Regions from separate parts of the Homo sapiens genome. Here region 2 is linked to region 1. Evidence: read pairs that join two places in POLR2A ChIA-PET (ENCODE). Cell type or tissue: HCT116. All regions are shown on one strand. Each heading gives the region's core, and the rest is flanking DNA. Links, peaks and the distances in the headings are about the cores only. Region 1 overlaps PPM1E (protein phosphatase, Mg2+/Mn2+ dependent 1E). Region 2 overlaps PPM1E (protein phosphatase, Mg2+/Mn2+ dependent 1E).

The links. ChIA-PET counts read pairs that join two places held together with the same protein. Peaks named below come from ENCODE experiments on the same cell type or tissue, not always from the same donor. Only the 100,000 strongest peaks of a DNase experiment are listed, where the experiment ranks them.
Region 2: POLR2A ChIA-PET joins it to region 1 with 5 read pairs; 2 of 35 experiments call an interaction of 5 or more read pairs at or near these places.

Annotation. Positions count from the first base shown.
Region 1 is chr17:58,917,672-58,920,592 of GRCh38, reverse strand. All of the region lies in intron 1 of PPM1E (protein phosphatase, Mg2+/Mn2+ dependent 1E), which reads right to left. Among named protein-coding and RNA genes, the nearest start is that of PPM1E, 160 kb to the right of the region's middle. In HCT116, for the core only: no CTCF peak of the experiment used is centred there; no DNase peak of the experiment used is centred there.
Region 2 is chr17:58,785,335-58,788,255 of GRCh38, reverse strand. All of the region lies in intron 1 of PPM1E (protein phosphatase, Mg2+/Mn2+ dependent 1E), which reads right to left. Among named protein-coding and RNA genes, the nearest start is that of PPM1E, 31 kb to the right of the region's middle. In HCT116, for the core only: no CTCF peak of the experiment used is centred there; DNase peaks (open chromatin) are centred at 1,155 and 1,725.

The sequences.
Region 1 (2,921 bases), core at 322-2,821:
TAACTCTAGTTTTCCATTTGCCTCATTTTAATAATGGGCCAAGGAAGGAGGGTAGTGAAGATCATAGAGAAAATGGATCCAAGGTCCTGTTGGAGTTAAAATTGTTGAAGTCCATATACTACAGGGAGAGGGCTGGAAAGACAGGAGTTGTGGGAGGAGAGTAGAATGCTTAAAATGAAGGTTTAGTTATTAGTAACGACATAGCCTAGAGGATGATCTTATGAGCAGGTGACTAAATTGAGGTGGAAGACAAGATCACTGGAGGTGAGGAGGTCAAGAAACAGAGATATCTGAGCATTGGAGGATTGTCTGTGTAGATAATGAAATAACTAAAACTTTTAAAGAGTTGTGGAGAGAAAGGCAGTAAGGTTGGTGTGGAAGGAAGGACAGTAAGTTTAGTGCTAAAACTCATTTTCCATTTTTAGAAATGACTCCTTTCCAAAAATCTTAGAGTCATTTTGATTCCTCTGTTTATCTCACATCCCAAATCCAATCCATCAGCAAATCTTCTTGGTTCTATTTTCAAAATCCGACTACCTGTTACCACTTTTATAGATAAACACCTAGTCTAAACCATCATTACTATGCTTCCCCTGGATTAATGTCATCAACTACTAACTGATCTCCCTGCTTCTACCCTGCCCTCCCCTGACCCCATAGTTTATTCTGCCAGCAAGTGCCAGATAAGATATGTCCTTTAAAACTGTCAGTGCCAATGGTAAATTCTTAGTTTTGAGTAATGTACCACAATCATGTAGCACCTGGGAGAAAGAACTCTCTATCTTTTTTTTTCCTTTTTTCTTTTGAGACAGAGTTTCATTCTTGTCGTTCAGGCTGGAGTGCAATGGTGTGATCTCGGCTCACTGCAACCTCCCCCTCCCTGGTTCAAGTGATTCTCCTGCCTCAGCCTCCTGGGTAGCTGGAATTACAGGCATGCACCACCACGCCCAGCTAATTTTTTGTGTTTTTAGTAGAGACAGGGTTTCTCCATGTTGGTCAGGCTGGTCTCAAACTCCCGATCTCAGGTGATCCTCCCATCTCGGCCTCCCAAAGTGCTGGGATTACAGGTGTGAGCCACCGTGCCCAGCCTCTATCTTTTCAACTCGCTGTAAATCTAAAATGGTTTCAAAACAGAAAGTTTAAAATTAGTTATGTCATTGACACTTATCTGCTTAAAACCACGGTGCCAAAAAGCACACAGAAGGTACTCAGTAAATATTTATTAAATGAATAGAATGAAAGCTGAATGTTAACTATTCAAGAACTCTCAAGTTCAATGACTGTATATTTTCCCTACATCACCTCTTTCCATCTATCAATTTCTATTCTTCCACCAGGTTTAGTACATGTTTCTAAATGCCACATTTCTCTTATGGTTTTCTTCCTTCTCTCACATACAATGACTATTCCTATCCATTATCTTCTGAGAGCCATAAAACCTTTAGGCATTTCTCCCTTTCAAATTTAAATTTAAATTACCTTTTCAAAGTACTCTGAATCAAACCACTGGGAAAATTACAACTCTGGAGACTATAGCTCTGCTTCCATTTATGGTTCAGTACAGAATGTTTGGGGTTTTAAACATGTCAACATCCCAGCTTATGTAGATAAAATTTTAGACCTCATAACTGTAGCTCATAAAAGCAATCCCTTTTCTGCATTTTATCTAGATTTAGATTTTGAGTTCAAGAAGCAAAGCTTTGGCTAATTCTGCATCTTTAAAAGTAACTGAATAAACGTTTCTATTCAGTTTTTTAGAAGCTTTTTTTTTTTTTTTTTTTTTTTTTGAGACGGAGTCTCCCTTTGTCACCGAGGCTGGAGTGCAGTGGTGTGATCTCGGCTCACTGCAACCTCTGCCTCCAGGGTTCAAGCAATTCTCCTGCCTCAGCCTCCCGAGTAGCTGGGACTACAAGTGCATGCCACCATGCCCGGCGAATTTTTTGTATTTTAGTAGAGATGGGGTTTCACCGTGTTGCCCAGGCTGGTCTGGAACTCCTGAGCTCAGGCAATCCACCAGCCTCAGCCTCCCAAAGTGCTAGGATTACAAGATGCATGTATTTTTAAAGCACACATTATTTTAAAAAGCTATATTTGGGAGTTTATGGTAGGTAAAAAGCACCCTACTAAAGATCATAAATTAACATTACAAGTCAGAATGAGATAGTACAGCATTAGACTTAGTCTTATATGAAAGAGGAAATCTATTTGACACAAATTCTAGTAATCTAAGTAATCGCTACCTGATAAAAACGATATGCCCTTAGGAATTCTACTGGTTAAATGTTCAGTTTCTGAAGGAACTATTTTTAAATAAGCCTTAAATGTACACCAAACCTCCAATACAGTTGGCAGCTTCAGAAAAGCTTAATTACCCTCTTATTCTTTTAACCATCCAAAGAAACCAATCCAGTGTCTACCATAGTACTTACTACCTGCTGTGAGCACAGTCAAATGGATTCCCCACTGTTAAACTCAGAAAATAAACCAAAAGAATTTTAAAAATTAAAAGAAATGGGAATGCTGATGGGGGAAGTAACAAAATTACAGCAACTAGGGACAAAATGAGAATCTCAGCCTGACTTTTAATACTGAGAAAGATCTGAGAAACTATTTTCAGGAATTCTATGGAAAATATCTAGGAAAATGCTTTTATTCATAGCTGTAAAATAAAATTCCAACTAAGAATAGAGTAATTTACCATGATTTTCTTTAAATGCTACTCCATAGGGAACTAAAGAATAAAATTATAGTTTGACTTTGAAAAGATCTGATCTGGTCAGTAAATGAAAAATGACAAAACTAAAAAAAACAAAATGAGTTATAAAACTTTTTTCTACACAGAAGAATCACAACAGTACAAAGTATGTACTATTCTAATAATGAGGAGAAGAAATAGTTGGCAGTAGATAAATACTATAGAA
Region 2 (2,921 bases), core at 256-2,755, 130 kb after region 1:
AACACGGTGAAACCTCGTCTCTACTAAAAGTTCAAAAATTAGCTGGGTGTGGTGCCGAGCGCCTGTAATCCCAGCTACTTGGGAGGCTGAGGCAAGAGAATCGCTTGAACCTAGGAGACAGAGGTTGCAGTGAGCTGAGATCGGGCTACTGCACTCCAGCTTGGGCGACAGAGTAAGACTCCATCTCAGGGAAGAAGAAAAAAAGTTTATACAGTTTGATGTGCTGAAAGACTGCAAAAATAGAAATTTGGAACAAGAATTTGTACAGAACTGGCATTTTCATGTTTTAAAGAAAACTCTGAACACGGCCAAAACCATTTTTTTCTTTCTTTTCTTTTTTTTTTTTTTTTAGACAGAGTCTTACTCTGTTGCCCAGGCTGGAGTGCAGTGGTGCGATCTCGGCTCACTGCAAGCTCCACCTCCCAGGTTCACACCATTCTCCTGCCTCAGCCTCCCGAGTAGCTGGGACTACAGGCGCCTGCCACCACGCCTGGCTAATTTTTTGTATTTTTAGTAGAGATGGGGTTTCACCCTGTTAGCCAGGATGGTCTCATCTCCTGACCTGGTGATCCGCCCGCCTCGGCCTCCCAAAGTGCTGGGATTACAGGTGTGAGCCACCGTGCCTGGCCCCATTTCTTTACTAAAGTACTCATAAGTGAAACAACTTCTGTATGGTTATGTATACTCTCTAGACTCTTTGGAATGGTAAGTGCTACACACATGGAAATAATACAAAATGATTAGTCCATGGGTCCAAGAATAACGAATTATTAAATCTCCAGAGAAAAATCCATTTTTAGATTTCCATTTTTACCAAACAAATATTAAGCTATCATATTAGCTGTGGGTTAAAAAAAAAAGAAGAAAAGAAAAAAAAGAAAAATTTGGGCCAATAATGCATTAGTACTTAAGTCATGTGTATTCAGAGAATTTCTGTACAAAATATTTAATCTAATGTATTACTGTGGGAATCTTGCCATCATAACTGTTTATGTCCAGTATGGGAGCCACTGAGGTTTGAGAGTCACACAGCCCTGTATGCCATCTTTGCCATTTACTAGTTATATGACTTTGGGCAAGTTATCAAACTTTTCTGAGCCTTGAATTCCTTATCTAATAGAATTTGAGTAAGAACTAAATATGATTATGCACACAACTATTTGGCACATTGCCTGACCCACAGCCAGAGGTCCGCATCAGCTGCTATTGTAATGTTAAATGGGCCAATTTATTTAACACCCTCTACTTCAGAATTTTCAAAATCAAAATTATGTAACTAACCCCTAGTGGTTTTCAATATATGTTTAGAAGAAATCCTTTCAGAAATGTGTCAAAGAAAATTAAGCAATAGAAAGCTAATAGCTTATGCACAAAGATTATGATTGCAATGTTATTTAAATAATAAATATTAAACTTAAATATTCAAAATAAGGGACTAATTATTAAATTATGTATAAACTGCAGATGAACATTAGGCAACAACAAAAACAATAATATGGAAGTTGTGTAACGGTGGCAGAATTATGCATTACAGTAGTCTCTCTTTATTCATGGTTTTACTTTTTGAAGTTTTAGTTACCCATGGTCAACTGCAATCCAAAAATATTTAATGGAAAATTCTACAAATAAACAATTCATAAGTTTTAAACTGCACGCCATTCTGTAGCAGCCCGATGAAATCTTGCATCATCCCACTCCGTCCTGCCTGGGACATGAATCATCCCTTTGTCCAGTGTATCTATGCTGTGCATGCTACCAGCTGTTAGTAATTTAGCAGCCAGGCTGGCTATCAGATCAACTGTCAGGTAACATTATAGCAATGTTTGTATTCAAGGAACTCTTATTTTACTTAATAATGGTCCCAAATTGCAAAAGTAGTGATGCTGGCAATTCAGATATGCTAAAGAGAAGCCATAAAGTGCTTCCTTAAAAGTGAAAAGGTGGCCAGGCCCGATGGCTCACACCTGTAATCCCAGCACTTTGGGAGGCCGAGGCGGGCAGATCACGAGGTCAGGAGACGGAGACCATCCTGGCTAACATGGTGAAACCCCGTCTCTACTAAAAATACAAAAAATTAGCCAGGTGTGGTGGCAGGTGCCCGTAGTCCCAGCTACTTGGGAGGCTGAGGCAGGAGAATGGCGTGAACCCGGGAGGCGGAGCTTGAAGTGAGCCGGGATTGCGCCACTGTACTCCAGCCTGGGCGACAGAGTGAGACTCTGTCTCAAAAAAAAAAAAAAAAAGTGAAAAGGTGAAAGTTCTTGATTTCAAGAAAGAAAAAAATCATATGCTGAGGTTGCTGAGATTTATGGTAAGAATGAATCTTCCCCCAACCCCATGAAATTGTGAAGGAAAAAGAGATTCATGTTAGTTTTCCTGTCACACCTCAAACTGCAAAAGTTATAGCCACAGTGTGTGATAAGTGCTCAGTTAAGATGGAAAAGGCAGTAAATTTGTGGGTGGAAAACATGAACTGAAACGTGTTTCAATTAATACAATCAGCAACTGGGTCTGGTACTATCTGTAGTTCAGTCATCCACTGGGGGTCTTGGAACGCATCCCCCTAAGACTGGGGGGGTCGTGGTTACTGTACTTTCTCTCCTATCTTCCATAGTTTTTATTATATTTTTTATAAAAAATAAAAGTTATGGCTGGGCAAGGTGGCTCATGCCTGTAATCCCGGCACTTTGGGAGGCTGAGGCAGGAAAATCACTAGAGGCCAGGAGTTCAAGACCAGCATGGGCAACATAAAGAGATCCTGGTTCTACTATATATATATATATATATATATATATATATAAATTAGCCAGGTGTGGTACATCTAGCTACTCTGGGAGGCTGAGGCAGAAGAATTGAACCTGGGAGTTCAAGATTGCAGTGAACTATGATTATACCACTGCACTCTTGCCTGGGCAACAGAGTGA